2 separate regions of the Homo sapiens genome follow, and region 2 is linked to region 1. The links are chromatin loops, found by intact Hi-C in ENCODE. Cell type or tissue: PC-3. All regions are shown on one strand. Each heading gives the region's core, and the rest is flanking DNA. Links, peaks and the distances in the headings are about the cores only.

What was found. Peaks named below come from ENCODE experiments on the same cell type or tissue, not always from the same donor. Only the 100,000 strongest peaks of a DNase experiment are listed, where the experiment ranks them.
Region 2: a loop joins it to region 1, with 3 times the contacts of the local background. A loop is called at or near these places in 6 of 110 quality-filtered maps.

Annotation. Positions count from the first base shown.
Region 1 is chr5:77,009,909-77,021,017 of GRCh38, forward strand. No RefSeq gene overlaps it. Among named protein-coding and RNA genes, the nearest start is that of AGGF1, 15 kb to the right of the region's middle. In PC-3, for the core only: a CTCF peak has its summit at 6,457 (motif pointing left); a DNase peak (open chromatin) is centred at 2,893.
Region 2 is chr5:76,785,340-76,796,448 of GRCh38, forward strand. No RefSeq gene overlaps it. Among named protein-coding and RNA genes, the nearest start is that of F2RL1, 28 kb to the right of the region's middle. In PC-3, for the core only: no CTCF peak of the experiment used is centred there; DNase peaks (open chromatin) are centred at 5,132 and 5,522; H3K4me3 peaks cover 1,539 bases; H3K27ac peaks cover 5,698 bases.

The sequences.
Region 1 (11,109 bases), core at 2,002-10,001:
CCGCACTGGGCCACCATCTTCCTACTTGTTACAGAAAAACCTGCTCTGTAAAGACAGTTAAGGGTAAGGAAATGAGAAATATGGCAACCACATGCTGAGGACATCTCAGTCTCTTCCTGTCCGTTAATCCAGTCAGAGTACAGTCGCACTAAAATGTATCCCAGGCATCCTGGATTATTTATGCCTATGATACCAAATTATCAGAAGTTCTATAAGACCATGTCACACTAAACCAAATAAAAGAAATAGCCAAGGGTAAAAGTAACTGAGAACATTTGGAAAATGAAATGAAGTGGATAATAAAACTGTAAAGATTGTATTTATGAATTTAATTCTATAGACATATAATATGTTAAAGAAAAAGTACTAGATCTCTGATTACTATGTGTTTCTGACATTTTATAGACCTTGAGATCAGATATGAGTACTCAATCGATTCAGCACTGCGTATCGCCACTGCAATTAAGACTAAATGAAGTGAAAACGCTTTTTAACAAGTATGTCATACAAAGTGCTATGATTCATCTACTTACAATGGAATTAGAATTCTGGAAATGTGTCGCCAGATTTTTTTTTGCCATTAGAGAGGATTAAATTGTACAAAATAAGTGCATTGTCTGTTATTTATGACTCAGATCTAAAATTTTTCTTGGTAAATGAATAAAACCTTTATATAACCATTAATCTGATCTCTGGTATTTCAATAGTAAAAAGGAAAGTGTTGACATTTTACAATTCATTGCTGAAAGAAACCTATAAAATGGAGTGCCATCATCTCATTGTTTCTTGATACAGACCGGTCACAATTTCTATACTAAGTTTTAAGTATGCTGCAGTTTTAACTTTCAAGCACCATCGTATAATTGAATTTATTTACATACTTTTCAGATCATATTGGAACCTGGACACATCCCATATATTTTATTTAAAGATTATGTTGAATAATATAATCTATGTTGATGGGAGGTTGGCTCTGGGTTAGAATCACACTGTCACTTACTAGCTGAGTGACCTTAGGCAGGTTACTTAACCTCTCACCAAGCCTCAATTTCCTCATGGGCAAAATAATATTGGTGTCAAAGCGTTTTCTTTTAACTTTTTATTTTGAAATAATTGTAGATTCATAAGAAGTTGCAAGAACAGTATAGTGAGGTACCAGGTATCCACCACCTAGCTTACCCCAATGGTGACATCTTCCATAACTACAGTTCACTATCAAAACCAGGAAATTGATTGGCACAATGCAATTAACTAGACTCAGTTCATACTCAAATTTCACCAGTTTTTGCACACACTCTTCTTTCGGGAGCAAGGGTAGGGTTTTACATAATTCTATGGCATTTCATCCCATGTATAGATTCATGTAACTACTATTACAATCAAGATAAAAATATGTGTCTTAAATACAATTAAGCATTGAAGTACTTAGCACAAGAGGTTGCACATAGAAGAAACTAGTGAAATGTTACCTACTAGTATTAATTAGATTAAATCAGATGATGTTGCTTATTCAATGCTTTCCAATTATATGAGTTACTTTGTTGGTTGACATAGACAGTATTTTAGAAGTTAGAAATAAGGCTTTTTGTATTAATCATGTTTAATTTTTTTTTTAAATTTTTTTATTTTATGAAGCTTTGTCATCTTGGGCCCTTGCCGACCTGAGGAGAAACTGTCCCTCACAGGGCGCAGCTGATTCCTATAGATGGCAAGCAACTTGCCTGTGAGAGCATACCTTTGATATGCAAACCAACCAATCTGGGCCCATACCCCACCCACCTCTTTATATCAGGCTTCTGCAGCCTGGGACACTATCCCCTTCTCCTCAGCCACCCCAGACCCAGGTACTGGCTAACCAGAGATCACCCTGTAGTTCAGAGCCCGCCGAGATTCTTCAATGTATCCAGTGCGTGCCCAGCCTGCTCAGCTGCTCACCCTTCCTCACCCATTCCTTCCATGGAAACACAATACAAGCTTTTCCCTCCTTCCTTCTCTCTCCTGATCAACTCTGGTGCTTCCCTGTGTGGCTCGCCCCCTATTCTTGGGAGCTGTGAATTTTATTTATTCTTTTTTTTTTTTTTTAAGACAGGGTCTCCCTCTGTCATTCAGGATGGAGTGCAGTGGCACGATAATATCTCACTGTAGTCTTGAATTCTTGGGCTCATGTGATCCTCCTGCCTCAGCCTTTCCAGTACCTGGAACTGCAGGCACCACTATGTCCAGCTAAATTTTAATTATTATTATTATTATTTATGTAGAGATGGTGTCTCACTAGTTGCCCAGGCTGGTCTCAAAGTCTTAGGCTCAAGTAATCATCCCATCTCAGCCTCCCAAGAGCTGGATTTACAAGTGTGAGCCACTGCACCCCACCACAAGCTGTATTTTCAATGGCAATAGTCTTCTGATCTATTTGTCTCATCCTAACTAAACCAAAACAAAATCCCTGGTACATTAAAAAATATCCTTCGAGCCCCAATTAACTCTATTTTGGAAGGATATAAACTAGAACATTCAAAGTGAGCCAAATCTGTCTAACATGGATGTGTGCCTTCCCTCAGACTGAGAGGTCCCAGTTTAGAGCAAAAAATTCACCAAAGAAATAGGTGAAAGAATTTGGCACATGGTAAGTACCCAGGAAATGTTCAGTTCCTGACTTACCATCTCCCTCTTTGACCTTAACTCACAAAGCAGATTTCCACAGCATCAGTGTCTACATGAGTAGGAGAGAACCTAATTCTTCTTAGCAAGTGTTCCTCATGAAACAAAAGAGCTTCATGCATGGCCCACTGATGCCTTTGCTTCTGCAAAGAAGACTTCACAGTCAACCTGTTTTCCAGGAAACTCATGCTGGACCTCTTCCTGTGGCAGTCCTCTGACTCAAGAGACTCAAGGTTCCTGGCCTCTGCTATGGGGCAACCCGCAGTCTGACTCACCTTGCAGCCTGCACCTTCCTGAGCCTCATCCTTATCATCCTATTAGACTTCCACTGCCTGCCAACCAGTTTGAGACTTCACTACATGGTGTTGCCAGATCTCACTCCTGCTCTTGAGTGATTCCATCTTGGAGCTTGGATCGGTCCTATCTTATTTCCCTTCTGAATGACCTCTCCATTTCAGCTTTGCTTTTTATGCTGATAACCATTCCTATTCTGGGTTCATAGATGGGCTTCAGGGGGTCAATGAAGCAATGGGAAAGGTTGTTGAGTTTTTGAAAATTCAACTTACTACGCAAATATGTAGAATGATCATTTTATCCTGCCTTTTTGTGCGTCTCCAAATATATTCTTTACCCTGGTTGCCCATTGGAATTGCCTGGGCAGCTTTTGAAATGTACTAGGCCATATCTCCAAAGTCCTGCTTCAATAGGTCAAGGTGAAACCACACATTGGTCATTTTAAAAGATTCTCAAGTGAATCCTGTAAGCATTTAAGGTGGAGCTTCATTTTCTTGGCTGGGTAGTGGGGGCGGGTGGGTAACCTCTTAGTCATGTCAAAAATCTCTGAGAGGGATCAAGCTGGAAGAATGGGAACATGTGCTTTTCCACAACCCTTTGGCCACCTCCAGGTCCTCAAATTATATGATCAAACCTGAGATATGCCCATTCAAGTGAGAATATTTGACTTCCTATAAATTGGTAGAGGCTTGCGTGCAGATTCAGTTTAGAATTCTGGGGCAGGACAAATTTGTAGGTATTGTTATGGGCCTCTGTCAAGAGACACATAATATCTGGTTTGCAGATATTGATGATTGATATTTAGGTCCATTAATTTATTAGGGGCTATGAAATGCTGATATTCTAATTCCACCATTCCTTCTTTACTTATCACTTGAAATCTTTCTATAAAGAGAAATTTCCCTTCATCTATCATTTGGTGAGCCAATGGCATGGTTCATATAGGAAGGGAGGATAAATTATACAAGTTACATGTTTTCAAATGAATTGGTTCACCGGTATCATCTGCTGTGATTAATTAAAGCTCCTTTGTCTGCTGTTTTGTAATTATTGTCTTTTGTCTGTGATATAATGCTGTAGCTAACATTATTCAATTTGACAAGTGAGCACAAGATGCAGACACAGCTTCACATACCACTTTTCTCTACATCAGTATGCGTTAATTCCTGAATTATCCAATATTACATTCACATTAGCCATCACTGAAAATGACACCTACAAGGCTGGGCATGATGGCTTACACCTGTAATCCCAGCACTTTTGGAGGCTGAGGTGGGAGGATCGCTTGAGCCCAGGAGTTTGAGACCAGATTGGACAATATAGCAAGACTCCATTTCTAAAAAAATAAAAAATAAAAAAATAAAGTTAGCCAGGCATGGTGGCATTCACCTGTGGTCCCAACTACTAGGTGGGCTGATGTGGGAAGATTGCTTGAGCCCAGAAGTTTGAGGCTGCAGTGAGCCATGATTGCACCACTGCACTCCAGTCTGGGCAACAAAGTAAGACCCCATCTCTAAAAAAAAAGAAAAAAGAGAATGGCACCTACAAAGTTAATGACACAGAAAGAGTTTAATAAGCATGTGCATACTTAAACCCCATAAAAACTTGAAGATACTTAGCACGTCTTTGTTCTGTGGTTTTTTTTTTTTTTTAAATAAGGGTCTTCAGAAGGCTATGGATTACTATTTAATTATATTTTAATCTTCCAGCTATTGTATCATCCTAGTTAGAACTGCTAAAGAGCTAAGGATTAACCTGGTTTTTGAAAGTCAGGGTGTAAGCCAGCCTACACGTCTCCCATAAACACGCTTGGTTCTTCAAGTTCCCAGCAAAAGCAACACAGCCATAACACAGGTGAGGTACATTGCTTATCAATATATACAGATTAATTGAAGTAAGAACTGTGCTGTTAAAGAGAAGTACCCAAACACATGTTCTTATAAGTTTATGCAAATAAATTCTCTAACAATTTTATATTGGAATAAAATATATATGGCAAAATATACAAACATTCATATTCCCACTGAATCTCTGTGGCTGTCTAGCCACTTGGCAGAAGATCAAAACTCTGCCAGTTTATGAAGCAGATTCTGCATTAAATTAAGGTACTGTCCTGGGCAATAGGGCAAGTGCCCATCTGTAGTAAAAATACAAAAATTAGCCAGGCACAGTGGTGCTTCCCTATGATCCCAGCTACTCAGGAGGCTGAGGTGGTAGGATTGCTTGAGCCTGGGAGGTCAAGGCTGCAGTGAACCGAATTCACACCACTGCACCCCAGCGTGGGTGACACAGCAAGACCCTGTCTCAAAAAATAATAATAATAAAATAAGGTATTGATGCTCTCTGTACATTTGGACCTAACAAAGACTCTCTCCTTGACCAAACTTTAGTCAATCTCTCCTGAGCCCTCTTCTCAACTAGGCCTCAACGTGCATAGCCCAGTTTTCACAAGAATCCCACAAAGTCAATTTAGAGAGAATCCCCCACCCTCAATATTTGATCGCTGTTGATGTCAATCAAATTCCTCATACCCTACCCTTGATATCTCATCAGCCTTTCCTGCCCTCAGCAAGAGCCTTGTTTGGCCACTCTAGCAAGAATGCCCCGTCTTTGATTTCTCTTCTTAGTAAATTTCCATCCACCATTACTCCCAACCTGCTCCTTGGCTGTAAATCTCCACTTGTTCTTGTCGTATTCAGTGTTGAACCCAGTCTCTCTCCCCTATTGCAATGGTCTTGACACTTTTACCTATTGCAATAGTTCTGATTAGGATCCTCCTTACCATGTTAATAAGGGTCAGAATGATTTTTTCTCTAACAAACCTGGGCCCAGCCTACTCTATCCAGCACTAATGTGCACCTCCCAGAAGTAAGGGAGTCTTCTTAGGATCCTCTTCTTTGATTACCTGAGATAGAAGGTGTGGGGGACCAAATTAAAGAGTACACCCGTTTCTCCCGACATTCTTTCCCATTCCTTAGATGAAGAACAAGAAGACATCACATTGCTAGATGCAGTAAAATGGGTACATAGGAAAACTTCACCAAAGGATTAAAAATAACATAATTACACTATCACAATAATCATTCCACTTACACAATAAAGTTAACTCAAGTGGGGATTCTTAGTTTCATGTTAATTTCCTCCCATAATGCCCCAAGATGGGGACATACTCTTCAGATAAATAGTCCTGCTCCTGGAGCACCCTGAGCATTCCTGGAGCTCCCTGCGCATTCCTGGCACTGGCATTTATCTCACTACATTCAAGTCACCTCTTGTCTGGGCTCCTCCAGGGTAGGGACACCTGGGGTGATGGTGGGAAGGTGGGGAGTTGCTCCTCATAGTTGAACACAGGCCTCTAATTCCATAATCATCTGAAGAACATCAGGCCCAGAATGTGGACCATTAGAAGCTCCAGGCAACATTTTGGCTCTTCAGATAGACAATACCGTGTTAGTCCTTAAACTTGTGCCTGAAACCTTTTGAAAATGTCAATGCTTTATTGCCACCTTCTGGTCAATTGTGTTTTGTGTTACTTCTTCAAGACGTCATTTGGTCTCAGTAAAAAGGATCTGAGAGAAATGAAGTCCCTGTCAGAGCAGAAATCCCACTTCTCCAGTGGTAGCCAACATGGACAGAATGTTATATATCCCTTGAGAAATTTCCCAAGGATGTGAATGCATGTATATGTCACACAAATGAATACTGTTCTGAATCTTGTAGGGTATAAAAGACAGGTCATTATAGCTTACATTTCTACAGAGCTTTGTTTTTAAAAAACAGTTTACAAAGCGCTTTCACATTTGGTCATTATAATAACTTGAGAGGCAAGTAGGATGTATTAATAGAATGATCTGTTGGCCATCCTATAAAAAGACAGGGAACTGTCAATGAACTCTAACTTTCCTTGCAGATTTGTGCTCCTATTAATCTTTTTAAGCTTTCTAGAATGGTTCTATATCTACTTTTTCATTAGCAAGCCCACTTTTGCACTTAAAATGTAATTTAGTTTACAAGAATAATGTACGCATCATATTAAACCATCTATTGTGTAGATAAAACTTTAATAATCAATTAATAACATGTATACATTAATGCCTCATGCTGATGCATAAACCTGAATTTATGGTTCATGATGATGACGATGATGAGACAGTAACATGTGAATTAAGAGCACTGCCTCTGGAAGCAGACTGTCTGAATTTGAATCCCAGCTCTGACTCTTTCTGGCTGTATTATCTTAAGCAAGTTACTTAATCTCTGGACTTCATTTTTGTTCTCTGTGAAATGGAGGTGATGATGATGATGATGGTGATGATGATGATGATACCTATCCCACAAGACTGTTATGATAATTAAATGAGTTAATATCAATACAGTGCTTAAAACAGTGCCTAGCACATAAATAATTATTTTTGAAAAGTAATTAAACCAGCTCCTGGCATGTAGCAAACACTATTTATAAAACAGAACAACAATAATTAATATTCATTGCAAACTTGCTATGTGCTAGGTTCTAAATTTAGAGCTTTCCACTCTATTATTTAATCTCCATCTGACATATGAGGAAACCTGAAACACAGAGCGCTTAAGTAACTTGCCTAAAGTCACACAGCTAATGTGGGTAACAGAACTGAGATTTAGTTAACGTGTCTCTGTCTAGAAGTTGTTACTTTACTACATAACACATGTCTGTGTTACAACTAAAGCATTTCACCCATTTATCAAGTTAATTCTATACTATTTGGAATCCTCTGTAACCCTAATGAGCTACATAAGCATCCAACTTTGTCTTTCTCTTCTAGGGTTTTGGTACACATTCAGATGAATCTTAATTTGTTCATGGCTATTTTATATGCAGACATATTCAATGCCAAATGAAATGCCATGACTATATTTAATAAGTGTATGATGATAATAAAGAAGTTGTTAGGCTTACATTCTGTCCTTGCTCATCAGGAGACTGTTCCAAGAAACTAATCTATAACTTTGGTAATTAAATATTTACTCATCATGATCTCAGATTGAATCCTCATGAACTAACACACGGCGAGAAGTACATATCAATAAACGATGGGATCATGACCAGGATCTTCCTTGAAACAGCAAGAAGGTAAATATGTAGTTGTGGCATTCCAATGTTTCCTTCGAATCATTTTAATTTCCTTTCTTATATTTTTAAATATTTTATATTATAAGAGAATTGTCAATAACTTGCTCCACCTCAGGGAAAAAAGGGAAGGGAGGAAAGGAGAAGACTCCTACAGAGTTAAATGCTTTCACATTTCTTGATTAATTCAGCACCCTACTCCACCCCCAAGTACAGGTGGGAGATGCTTCCTCACACCCACTCCACTGAGGGTCCAATCTAGGACTCCATCAGTCCTCTCCCTCTCCTTCGGTTCATGAGTGTCTTGGGGTATTATGTGCATTGGGTAGTGAAGCTGGCTCCCCAGCTTCACTGGGGATGAAGTGAGTGTTCCTATGAGTCAGTGGGGGAGGATGCTGGAGGAATGAAGTCCTCGTGGGCACCAAGGGAGGATGGTTACCAGAGTTCCCTGGTGCAGGCAGGGGTGACACTCCCATGAATGAAAGTAGAGCCAACTGCAGCTGATGGCCCAGCTCCCAAGCAGTTCCTGAGCACCAATAGCCCTCATGGTGGTCCCTTATCAGATCTGCCCACCCAGTTCTTCCTGGGCAATGCGCTCTCTCTCTTCTTGAACACCTTTTCCTAATGCCCAACCCAGCCCCAGACCCTGTTTCCTCTTTACTGTATCCTCTTGTTTCCTTTTGGTCTTGGAAAAAATTCTTACTTCCTTTAGCTCCTAACCTTCTCTAGGGTACTTCTTGCTTTTCCTCAAACTCTAGTCTTTTGTTCTTTTCTGATAGGCTGATGTTCATCAGACTCAGAACCCATTCCTTTCCTTTCAGACAGAATCTAAGGGAAAATGATACTATATTAATTATATGACTTATAATTGTTATATAACACACACATATGTATGTATACACACACACACACACACACACACACACACACACACACAGTGAGAGAGAGAGAGAGCCTTGCTTTGTCACCCAGGCTGGAGTGCAATGGGGTGATCATGGTTCACTGCAGCCTTGACCTCCCAGGCTCGGATGATCCTCCCAAGTAGCTGGGACCACAGGAGTGCAGCACCATACCTGGCTTATTTTTAAAATTTTTTAAATTATTATTTGTCTCCTTATGTTGCCCAGGCTGATTTCAAACTCCTGGGCTCAAGTGATCCTCCTACCTTGGCCTCCCAAACTGTTGGGATTACAGGCATGAGCCACCATGACTGGCCAACATATAATTATTGTCGTAATATTTTATAATATTTGGACATTATATTGTTAAATTATTATAATTGTTATAATATTGTTATTATTATAACAGTATTGTATAACACTTGTTATAATATTGTAACATGTCATCACCTTATAAACTGTTTTAATATTTATTATATTATTATAATATTGTTATAATGTTATAAACATTAAAATATAAATTTACTTTAAAATCATATACCTAGTTATTATTATATTAAAATGGTTTGAACATTCCTATCTTTCTACTCTAACTTGTGTGAATGTAACTGCTCCAGGGAGATCGTCTGAGTGTGGGGGAATTGTGGAAAGGTTCTGAGCACATTTTGTTTACCTAGTAAGGAGAGGGTGTTTATTTTGTCCTGAAATAGATATTTCAGGTATCTATTTTGATCCTCTGAAAGAAAATTTGCATTGCTTTTTTTTTAACGTCTAGTTAGTATAACCAAAGAAATTGTTGCAAGACTTCACTTACTCTATTTTCTCTAATAATCTGTAGCATGTTTGTCCTTTAAACATAACTCCCATGACATTCTTAGACTTGTGCTTCTATAGAATAAATTGCATTCAATGGATGATATAGTTCTAATGCTGGTAATCTTATTTTACAATTGCACTTTTTGTGATTTCTTAATTTGTCTGTCTCTCCCACTAGACTTTAAATGACAAGGACCTAAACCTATTTTCACTCAACCTTGTACCCCTCCCTCTTAGAGCCTTGCACCAGGCCTAGCACACAGTTGGTGTTCCACAAATATTTGTTGAACAAATAAACATTTCTCTATTTTGCCTTCAAACCTTCTTGAAGATTTTATCTACACTTTAGAGATAAGCATGAACAAGAATATTGGTAGAACCATGTTAAAGATGTAAGTTTCCTGTGCCACAACTCTCTAGGTCTTACCCAGATGACTTAAGGCTTCATCCCACATGACAGTTTCAGTGATTGGTTATAGCCACCTGGGGCAATTGTGTTGAGAAGGATTATGGAGCCAAGCCTGGGCTCAGAGGGAAAGAGCCAAGTACAGAATGGCTATATCCTTGCTGTGTATGTGCTAATCACACCTCACGTTGACATGATCACCCTGCTGAGAGAAGTGGGACCAAGGAATAATCACACATATCCAGTGTTTCACACAACTTTTTTTAGCTCATAAACTCTGTGAGTTCCACAGTCCTACACCACTTCAGACATCTGTCCATAAGTAACTCGGGTCTTCCTGTGCACTTAGTGGTCTTTCAACTTAATTCAGTAGCATACGCTCAACCCTTACTATCATGGGAATGTGTTGGTGGTGCTCAATACACAGGGATTCTGTTCAGTAATCATTTTAAAAATAAATTTTATTTCTAGGATAGTTTTAAGTTAAAAGCAAATTTTACTACTCATTTTGAAAAGTCTGACTCAAATGGTAATCTGCAAATGTAACCAATTGCAATTTGCATCAACCCATGTAGTATATATATATGTGCATGCACATACACACACAACCAGTTACCCTCTTCTTTCCACTATCATTACAACTTCTTCTGTATATCACTTCTTGGTTAATATTTGTCAAAGGGGAAGGAGAAAAGCCCAAAACTTCAAAACACACCAGGAGCATTTTTATGTCATACTGGTTGAAAAATATTCACAAACATTTCTTTCTTTTTTTTTTTTTTTTGAGATGGAGTCTAACCCTGTCACCAGGCTGTAGTGCAGTGGCGGGATCTCAGCTCACCGCAATCTCCGCCTCCCGGATTCAAGTGCTTCTCCTGCCTCAGCCTCCCGAGTAGCTGGGATTACAGACACGCACCACTACGCCCGGC
Region 2 (11,109 bases), core at 1,090-9,089, 230 kb before region 1:
AAAATACAAAAAACTAGCCGGGCGTGGTGGCAGGTGCCTGTAGTCCCAGCTACTTGGGAGGCTGAGGCAGAAGAATGGCGTGAACCCGGGAAGCGGAGCTTGCAGTGAGCAGAGATCACGCCACTGCACTTCAACCTGGGCGACAGAGCAAGACTCCGTCTCAAAAAAAAAAAAAAAAGAAGAAGGTTCACATTTGTGGAGTGTGATTAAAAAAAAAACAATCCTCAACCCCTAGAAGATGGGAAGAAAGCAGGTTTGAGGAGGAAGAAGAATTAGAAAGCAGTATAGTATGACTCACCCAAGAACAATGACAACCAGCACTGCCCTTTGTCACTTGGACTTTGAACAAACAGTTGGTAAAATTATTTTGAGGTGTGGGTGAGTAAGGGGGTGTGCCCTGGGGCATTACTTGCTCAAATTGGTTTCTGCCCTGTATGAGATCAACACATAGATCACACATTAACTACTCCCATCCCACTTGAAAATGGCCCGTATACCATCAGGAGAAAGACCTCGACCATTTCCCATGATTATTCTTGTTATTCTAACATCCTTCAGATTGAGTGTTAAGTCCATATATTATGAAATTAATGAATCTTTCCAGAATCTCAAGCAGCAGTTCTATTATAATGTAAATCAGAAATCTTTGAGACGCTCCTTTTTTTTTGAGACAGAGTCTCGCTCTGTCGCCAGGCTGCAGTGCAGTGGCACAGTCTCAGCTCACTGCAACCTCTGCCTCCTGGGTTCAAGCGATTCTCCTGCCTCAGCCTTCCGAGTAGCTGGGATTACAGGTGCCCACCACCAAGCCTGGCTAGTTTTTGTATTTTTAGTAAAGACACGGTTTTGTCATGTTGACTAGGTTGGTCTCGAACTCCTGACCTCAGGTGATCCACCTGCCTCAGCCTCCCAAAGTGCTGGGATTACAGGCATGAGCCATCGCACCTGGCCTGAGAAACTTGTTAAAAACACAGATTTCTTGGGGCAAAGATTCAGCAGGTGACCGGTGGATCCGAAGAATCTTCATTTTAACCAGCTTCCCTTGCCTTTCCATCTGCCATAAAAGTCTGGATTTTAGCCGGGTGTGGTGGCTCACGCCTATAATCCCAGCACTTTGGGAGGCCGAAGCAGGCGGATCACCTGAGGTCAGGAGTTCGAGACCAGCCTGGCCAACGTGGTGAAACTCCGTCTCTACTAAAAATACAAAAATTAGCCGGGCATGGTGGCGGGTGCCTGTAATCCCAGCTACTCGGGAGGCTGAGGCAGGAGAATCGCTTGAACCTAGGAGGCGGAGGTTGCAGTGAGCCAAGATCGCGCCATTGCACTCCAGCCTGGGCAACAAGAGCGAAACTTCATCTCAAAAAAAAAAAAAAAAAAAAAAAAAAAAGGCCGGGTGCAGTGGCTCACGCCTGTAATCCCAGCACTTTGGGAGGCCGAGGCGGTTGGATCACGAGGTCAGGAGATCGAGACAATCCTGGCTAACACGATGAAACCCCGTCTCTACTAAAAATACAAAAAATTAGCCGGGCGTGGTGGTTGGTGCCTGTAGTCCCAGCTACTTGGGAGGCTGAGGCAGGAGAATGGCATGAACCCAGGAGGCAGAGCTTGCAGTGAGCCAAGATCGCACCACTGCACTCTAGCCTGGGCAACAGAGTGAGACTCCGTCTCAAAAGAAAAAAAAAAAGTCTGGATTTTATCTGTGCATTTTATGTGTCAACTTGACTGGACCACGGGATGCTCAGATATTTGGTTAAACATTATTCTGAGTGTAACGCTGAGGGTGTTTCTGGATGAAATGAACATTTCTATAGGTTGACTGAGTTAAGCAAATTGCCCTCCCCCATGTCTGTGGGCCTCATTCAATCGTTGAAGGCCTGAATACAACAAAAAGGCTGAATATAACAACATTTGTTCTCTCTGGCTGACTGTTTTTGCGCTGGGAACATTAGGCTTCTGCCTTTGGGCTTGGACTTGGACTGGAATTTACATCATTTGTTCCCCTGGGTCTCCAGCTTGGCAACTGCAGATCTTGGGATTTCTCAACCTCCATAACTACATGAGCCAATTCATTTGTATATGTGTATATATTGGCTCAGGACAGCACACCTGACAACTCTGGTTCCCAGCTGCAGGGGGAGGCTACCCAAGTATCTGGCAGATCTCCAACTATGCATGCACAGGGTAGACTCCAAGCAGTTCAGATAAGGCTAAAATAACAGAGGCTTCAGCTGTTCACTCACCACGGGGGAGGCAAAATTCAGAATTTGAGTTCAGCCAAGTTAACTGCCTACTAAACTAAAAATTTGGGATAAGCCAGGTGCAGTGGCTCACACCTGTAATCTCAGCACTTTGGGAGGTCGAGACAGGCAGATGACTTGAGCCGAGGAGTTCAAGACCAGCCTAGGCAACATGACAAAACCTCATCTCTACAAAAAAAATAAGAATTAGCGGGGCATAGTGGTGTGTGCCTATAGTCTCAGCTACTTGGGAGGCTGAGGTGGGAGGATCACTTGAGCCCAAGAGGCAGAGATTTCAGTGAGCCGAGATCATGCCCCTGCACTCCAGCCTGGGCAACAGAGTGAGTCCCTGCCTCCAAATAATAATAATAGGTCTGGCCCAGTAGCTCACGCCTGTAATCACAGCACTTTGGGATGCCTTAGAGGGCAGATCACCTGAGGTCGGGAGTTCAAGACCAGCCTGACCAACATGGAGAAATCCCATCTCTACCAAAAATACAAAATTAGCCAAACTTGGTGGCACATGCCTGTAATCCCAGCTACTCGGGAGGCTGAGGCAGAAGAATCATTTGAACCTGGGAGGCGGAGGTTGCAGTGAGCCAAGATCGCACCATTGTACTCCAGCCTGGGCAACAAGAGCGAAACTCCATCTCAAAATAAATAAATACGTAAAATAATAATAATAATAAATAATTTGGAATGTCCTGGCTGGGTACTCAGCAGGTCACTGAATATGCAGATATGTGGGAGAACAAGGGTAGGGGAGTGAGCAGGAACCTGGGGAGACCAAAAAGCAGAGAAAGAACTCGGACAGGTCTTGCCACTGCAACAGTCAGAGTAGGAGGCAAGTGCCACTGCCACAGCCGCCAGACACGGGCCCTTGCTGCTCCTGGACTCTTGACCCTGCCACCCTGGAAACAATCTGTCATTCTCCTGACATGCAGGTACTAATGCCCTCAAAAGTCAAAAATCCTGGGTAGGAATGTCTGATTGGTGTAGCCGGTATCATATGCCAGTGCCCCAACTACCAAGGAGAAGGGGAAAAGAATGTCTGTGCGTCCTTCGGCTGCCAGAGTAGGGTACCTCCTGCAAGCTCATATTTCCCCAGGAAGCAGGAAGCAGGAAGCAGGAGCCCATGCCAGGAGGGCCACTCTATTGCCAAAAGGAAATCACAGCCAAAAAAAAAACAAAACACTCTTTTTTTTTTTTTTTTTGAGAAGGAGTCTCTCTCTGTCACCCAGGCTGGAGTGCAGGGGTGCGATCTCGGCCACTCTTTTTTTTTTTTTTTTGAGAAGGAGTCTCTCTCTGTCACCCAGGCTGGAGTGCAGTGGTGCAATCTCGGCTCACTGCAAGCTCTGCCTCAGGGGTTCGTGCCATTCTCCTGCCTCAGCCTCCCGAGTAGCTGGGACTACAGGCGCCCGCCACCACACCCGGCTAAGTTTTTTTGTATTTTTAGTAGAGATGGTGTTTCACTGTGTTAGCCAGGATGGTCTCGATCTCCTGACCTCATGATCCACCCGCCTCGGCCTCCCAAAGTGCTGGGATTACAGGCATGAGCCACAGCGCTTGGCCTTTTTTTAGACAGAGTCTAGTTCTGTCACCCAGGCTGGTGTGTGTCATGTGCATCCATGTGAAGAGACCACCAAACAGGCTTTGTGTGAGCAATAAAGCTTTTTAATCACCTGGGTGCAGGTGGGCTGAGTCCGAAAAGAGAGTCAGCAAAGGGAGTTAGCAGTGGGGCAGTTTTATAGGATTTGAGTAGGTAGTGGAAAATTACAGTCAAAGGGGGTTGTTCTCTTGCTGGCAGGGGCGGGGGTCACAAGGTGCTCGGTGGGGAGCTCTGGAGACTTATTGTCCAGGAAAAGGAATGTCACAAGGTAATGTCATCAGTCAAGGCGGGAACCGGCCATTTTCACTTCTTTTGTGATTCTTCAGTTGCTTCAGGCCATCTGGATGTATACTTGCAGGCTTGGGCTCAGAAGCCTGACAGTGTGCAGTGGCACAATCTCAGCTCACTGCAACCTCCGCCTCCTGGGTTCAAGCAATTCTCCTGCCTCAGCTTCCCGAGTAGCTGGGACTACAGGCGCACGCCGTCACATCTGGCTATTTTTTTGTCTTTTAGTAGAGATGAGGTTTCACTGGGTTGCCCAGGTTGGTCTCGGACACCTGAGCTCAGGAAATCCACCCTCCTGGGCCTCCCAAAGCGCTAGGATTACAAAAAAATCCTCTTTGACTATCCTCTATTTCCTTTCTTTTGCTCTTTCTTCCCTTATCTTCCTCACCAACTTTTTAATCTACATACAAAATATTCTGTGCATTGTGGAGAGCAGGGAATTGAAAGTGTGGTTGGCTGAATAATGGTCATCCAGAGATAGCAGTCCCTAATCCCTAGCACTTGTAAATGTTGCTGTATAAGGAAAAACGGGCTTTGTGTATGTGACTAATTTAAGGATCTTGCCATGGGGAGATTATCCTGGATTATCTGGGTGGACCATCACAAGTGTCCTTGCACAAGCCAGGCAAAGGGAGATTAGACGCACAGCAAGAGAGGAGGCAACGTGGCCACCAAGGCAGAAATTAGAATAATACGGCCACATGTCAAGGAGAGCCAGCAGCCACCAGGAGCCGGAAGGGACAAGAAGCAGATTCTCCCTAGAGCCTTCCAAAGGCCCACAGCCCTGCTGACAGCTCGCTTCCACCAGTGATACAGATTTCAGACTTCTGGCTTCCAGAACAGTGAGAGAATATATTTCTGTTGTTTTAAACTATCTAGTTTATGGTAATTTGTTACTGCAGTCACAGGAAACAAATACGCAATATGAAGAAGATGTGAAAATATTATACCTTTAAAACAAGGCAGAAAGAAGGAAGCAAGGATGCTGAGCTCATGAGTGCAATGTTAGTCACCTAGCACACAAAGGAGTGAAAGCCAGATAAAATAATCCAGAAAACCATGTGTCTTTCGAAAATAAATCTAGGATTAGAATAGGACAGACTGAGTAACACAGGGAAAAGTAATAACTCTGTTGATCCATCTAAACCAGATATATAATCTCCTGACAAATAGAGCAGGAGGTATGAATAGGAGGACATTTTAGTTGTTTAACTGGTGAAATGTTAGGGGGTGGAAGGGGGAAAGAGTGGCACAGGCTAAATCGGCTAGATGACTCAGAAAATGAATTTGTTTTCAGATAATTGCTTCCTAACGTAGCAATGATGCAGCTCTTAGTCATTCCAATAGCAAACAGCCATTCTGATAGCAATTCCACAGAGACAGCAAACCAGCTAGAACAAAAGACTGCTCCACCCACAACAAGGACTCTGGTGGGAAAAAGTTCCTAGTGAATGAATCCAACATAATTGACTCTGAGCTGCTCTTGTGTCAAAGACAGGCTATGAGAAACTGGCATGGATGGGAACAGCTTCAGACATTGGCTTCCTGTTGTGTCTTCTTGCTGCTGTGAAATGAGGCTCTAAGATAAACAGAGCAGAGGCACATCTGGAGAGGAAGGTTACCAGAAGGGTGATGTCACTAGCAGCAAATCAGAACCCCATCTTTCAGCCTAGCAGGGATTTGAAGGATTTGTATCATAGTATGCAAGGGGCTTCCAGCACTGCATGGCCTCTATCTTTAATCAAAGTCAGAAGCCTACAGGCAGGAGTGGGCTGAGCTTCTCATGTGTGCTCACATCGTGCTGGTGAGCCACTGAAGGCCTGATAGGAGGAGAGTAAGACTCAAAAACTCTGCTTAAAATCCAGATGTGTAAATGAGACGTACTCTATTAAAGAGGACAAGAATCAAACATAGGAAAACTATTATACCACTAAGATGACACAAGGCCCAAGCTGAAGTGCTTAGAAGTTTGTGGATATGAATTAACATATTTTTTTTCTTGAGTTAGCATGTGATTCCTACTCTTTGAGAAAGGTGGCTTTAGCCATGAGCTTGTACTGTTGGTGGGACTTGCTGTTTAATCAGTCAACAAATCACCAATGGGCACAGCTGTGTGCTAAACGCCAACAGGAATATAAAAGCACAGCATCCCTGATCTTAAAGGGTTTTTGCAGTTCTGCTGGGAAAATTAAACAAGCAGGAAACATCAGCATTCCAATGCAGTAAAAGCATATTGTGTACTCTTGCCTGTTGCTGCTACAGGAGTTTATTAATTCATCCACTCAACTAATAGTTATTGAATGTCTGCTTGGTGCCAAGCATGCTTCTGGGATACAGCAGTGAACAAACCAACACCAAATCTCTGCCTCATAGAGCTTACATAGGGTTGGGGAAGGTCAGACGCATTGGAGATATCTACTAGACACCAAGGTGGAGATCAGATTGATGAGGGTGGAGCTCAGGGAAGAGATCTGGACCAGAATTCAGAACTCAGAAGATGTAAACACCAGAGTGGGCTGGAGATGCTTCAGGGAGCAGGGAAGACTTGAATGGGGCCCGTTTCACAACAGCAACAAAAGCCTCTTTCACCAGTTCTCTAGGCCAAGGCCCAAGCCCTCCTGGTTTATCTACTGCCTCTTTTCCCCACTTCTCCTTATCAGTTTCCTCTTTCCGGCCCATTTTCTTCATTCCCATCTGTCTTCTTCCCTTCCCCGTCTGCTTCCTTCATCTCTTCCTTGGATGGTTCCCTTCCTGCTTCCTTGATTCTATTCTCACCCCACTATGTTCCATAATGAATAAGAAAAATCAATTAAGCAAAAAATTATTCTGACCAAAGATGATAGGAAAGGAAAGAATTCTTAGAGGATCACCCCTTGAGAGAGAATTCAGTCTGTGTTAATTCTTTCAATCTGAGTAAAGTCTTCCAGGCTCCTGAGCTTGCCTTTCTGTGTGATATTGTTACAGGAAAGGGGTCCCGATCCAGACCCCAAGAGGGGGTTCTTGGAGTTTGCGCAAGAAAGAATTCAGATTGAGTCCATAGAGTAAAGTGAAAGCAAGTTTATTAGGAAAGTAAAGGAAAAAAGAATGGCTACTCCATAGACAGAGCAGCCCCGAGGGCTGCTGGTTGCCAATTTTTATGTTTTTTTTCTTCTTATCTTTTTTTTTTTTTTTTTTTTTAAGATGGAGTTTCACTCTTGTTGCCCAGGCTAGAGTGCAATGGCCCGGTCTCGGCTCACTGCAACCTCCGCGTCCCGAGTTCAAGCATTTCTCCTGCCTCAGCCTCCCAAGTAGCTGGGATTACAAGCGCCCATCACCATGCCCAGCTAATATTTGTATTTTTTTTAGTAGAGATGGGGTTTCACTATGTTGGCCAGGCTGGTCTTGAACTCCCGACCTCAGGTGATCTGCCTGTCTCGACCTCCCAAAGTGCTGAGATTACAGGTGTGAGCCACTGTAACTGGACTGGTTATTTCTTGATGATATGCTAAACAAGGGGTGGATTATTCATGCCTCTCCTTTTTAGACCATGTAGGGTAACTTCCTGATGTTGGCATGGCATTTGTAAGCTGTCACAGCACTGGTGGGAGCATAGCAGTGAGGATGACCAGAGGTCACTCTCGTGGCCATCTTGATTTTTGGTGGGTTTTGGCTTCTTTTTTTTTTTTTTTTTTTTTTTTTTGAGATGTTGTTTCACTCTTGTTGCCCAGGCTGGAGTGCAATGGTGTGATCCCGGCTCACTACAACCTCCGCCTCCCAGGTTCAAGCGATTCTCCTGCCTCAGCCTCCCGAGTAGCTGGGAATACAGGCATGTGCCACCACGCCCGGCTAATTTTGTATTTTTAGTAGAGACAGAGTTTCTCCATGTTGGCCAGGCTGCTCTCGAACTCCCAGCCTCAGGTAATCTGCTCTCCTTGGCCTCCCAAAGTGCTGGGATTACAGGCATGAGCCACCGCGCCTGGCTGGTTTCGGCTTCTTTACTGCAACCTGTTTTATCAGCAAGGTCTTTATGACCTGTATCTTGTGCCGACCTCATATCTCATCCTGTGACTTAGAATGCCTTAACCATCTGGGAATGCAGCCCAGTTTTCAGCCTCATTTTACCCAGCCCCTATTCAAGATGGAGTTGCTCTGGTTTAACTGCCTCTGACAATATTATCAGATCCTAAAACACAATCTTAGAAATAGCTGCTCTTTCAAAACACTAGACATATATTCAAAGCCATAGAAATGTGAATGCTGACTTCATTGTTAACTGTGCAGAGAGAGGGAAATGAGAGAAAATACATGTAAATTAGCATACTTGTGTTTTCAAAGTTGTTTTTATTTTTTATTTTTTTTGAGACGGAGTCTCACTCTGTCACCCAGGCTGGAGTGCAGTGGCACGATCTTGGCTCACTGCAACCTCCGCCTCCGGGATTCAAGCGATTCTCCTCTCTCAGCCTCCCAAGTAGCTGGGACTACAGGTGCTTGCCACCATGCCCAGCTAATTTTTTGTATTTTTAATAGAGATGGGTTTTCACCATGTTAGCCAGGATGGTCTTGATCTCCTGACCTTGTGATCTGCCTGCCTCGGCCTCCCAAAGTGCTGGGATTACAAGTGTGAGCCACCATTCAAAGTTGTTTTAACAATCTTATAAATTCCTTTTTTTTTTTTTTTTTTTGAGACAGAGTCTCACTCTGTTGGCCAGGCTGGAGTGCAGTGGTACAACCACGACTCACTGCAGCCTCAACTTCCTGGGTTCAAGTGATCCTCCCACCTCAGCCTGCCAAGTAGCTGGGATTAATTTTTTCTATTTTTTGTAGAGATGGGGGTCTCACTATGTTGATTGGGCTGGTCCCAAACTCCTGGGCTCAAGCAATCCTCCTACCTTGGCCTCCCAAAGTGCTGGGATTATAGGCATGAGCAATGGCACCCAGCCTTACATTCTTTTTGTAAGTTCAGGTGAGTTTGATCTTGTATCATAATAGTGAAGGCCCTCCTTTTTTATGTATCTTTCTTCTTTTTTATTTATCTTTATCCCTCCCTCCCTGTCTCCCTCCCTTCCTTGCTTCCTTCCTTTCCTCCCTCCCTCCCTTCCTTCCACGGAGTCTCTGTCGCCCAGGTTGGAGTGCAGTGATGCGATCTCAGCTCACTGAAACCTCCACTTCCCAGGTTCAAATGATTCTCCTGCCTCAGCCTCCCAAGTAGCTGGGATTACAGGTGCCCACCACCATGCCCGGCTAATTTTTGTATTTTTAGTAGAGACAGGGTTTCACTATGTTGGCCAGGCTGGTCTTGAACTCCCAACCGCAAGCAATCCGCAGGCTTCAGCCTCCCAAAGTGCTGGGATTACAGCCATGAGCCACAGCACCCGGCTTATCTTTTTTCTTTAAAATAATACAAACTCATTCAAATATACTTGGAAAATACGGAAAATAATAGGGAAGGAAATAAAAATCAACTATTTCATCATTCAGAGATGATGATGATTCGGATGATTTCATCACTCAGAGTGAAATAGTTTGTGCTGCCTAACCAAATTCAAAATCTTGGCAGTTTACAACAACAAACATTTATTTTCTCCTTCATGGGCCCATGGCTCCACTGGGTCTCTGAGTGCCCCGCTGGGCTTGGCTGGGCCTGGGTTCAGGCTATGAGTTGGGTTAGGTCTGCTGCACGTGTTTTCTCATTTTTCTCAGATCAGTAGCTTCTGGGAGATATTTTTTCTCATGGAAGACCACAGGAATGCAAAGGTGTGAGCAGAAAAACAGGAAGCCTTTTAAGGTCTTCACTTAAAACTAGCATGCTGTAAATTTTACTCACATTTCACGGGCCAACACCAGTCCTTTGGAGGCTGAGGCAGAAGGATTGCTTGAGCCCAGGAGTTTGAGACCAGCCTGAGTAACATAGCAAGACCCTGTCTCTAAAAAAAAAATTTTTTTTTTTTTTTTAGATGGAGTTTTGCTCTTGTTGCCCAGGCTGGAGTGCAATGGCGCGATCTCGGTTCACCACAACCTCTGCCTCCCAGGTTCAAGTGATTCTCCTGCCTCAGCCTCCCGAGTAGCTGGGATTACAGGCATGTTCCACCACGCCTGGCTAATTTTTGTATTTCTAGTAGAGACAGAGTTTCTCCATGTTGGTCAGGCTGGTCTCCACTTCCTGACCTCAGGCGATCTATCTCAACCTCCCAAAGTGCTGGGATTACAGGCGTAAGCCACGGCACCCGGCAAAAAAATTTTTTTAATTAGCCAGGTGTGGTGGTATACACCTGTAGTACCAGCTATTTGGGAGGCTGAGGTGGGAGGATCACTTGAGCCTAGGAGGTTGAGACTGCAGTGAGCTATGATCATGCCCATGCACTCCAGCCTGAGTGACAGAGCAAGACCCTGTCTGGTTTTTCTTTTTCTTTTTTTTTTTTTTTTCAGATGGAGTCTTGCTCTGTTGCCCAGGCTGCAGTGCAGTGGTGCGATCTCGGCTCACTGCAACCTCCGGGCCCCCCCGATTCAAGTGATTCTCCTGCCTCAGACTCCCGAGTAGCTAGGATTATAGGCGACTGCCACCATGCCTGGCTAATTTTTGTACTTTTTGTATTTTTATATTTTTAGTTTCACCATGTTGGCCAGGCTGGTCTTGAACTCCTGACCTCATGATCCGCCCACCTCAGCCTCCCAAAGTGCTGGGATTACAGGCGTGAGCCACCAAGCTAGGCCACTGCTCACCCAATTTTACCAACAAGAAGACTGAGGGTTAGATGATAGCTTCTTAAACTTTAAAGTATCTATGCATCACTGGTGGATCTTGTTAAAATTCAGATCCTGATTCAGGAGGTCTGGGGTGAGGCCTGGCCCACTTGGAAGTAAAAGGCTAGAAGGTCTAAGTCATTTGCCTCAAGGTCACCCCACTGGTAAAGTTCAGTGCCAGGTTTTCAACCTAGCTTCAGTCTGACTCTAAAACCTGTACTTTTATCATCTCTCAGAGACCCTGCTCCAAGATCTCTTGCA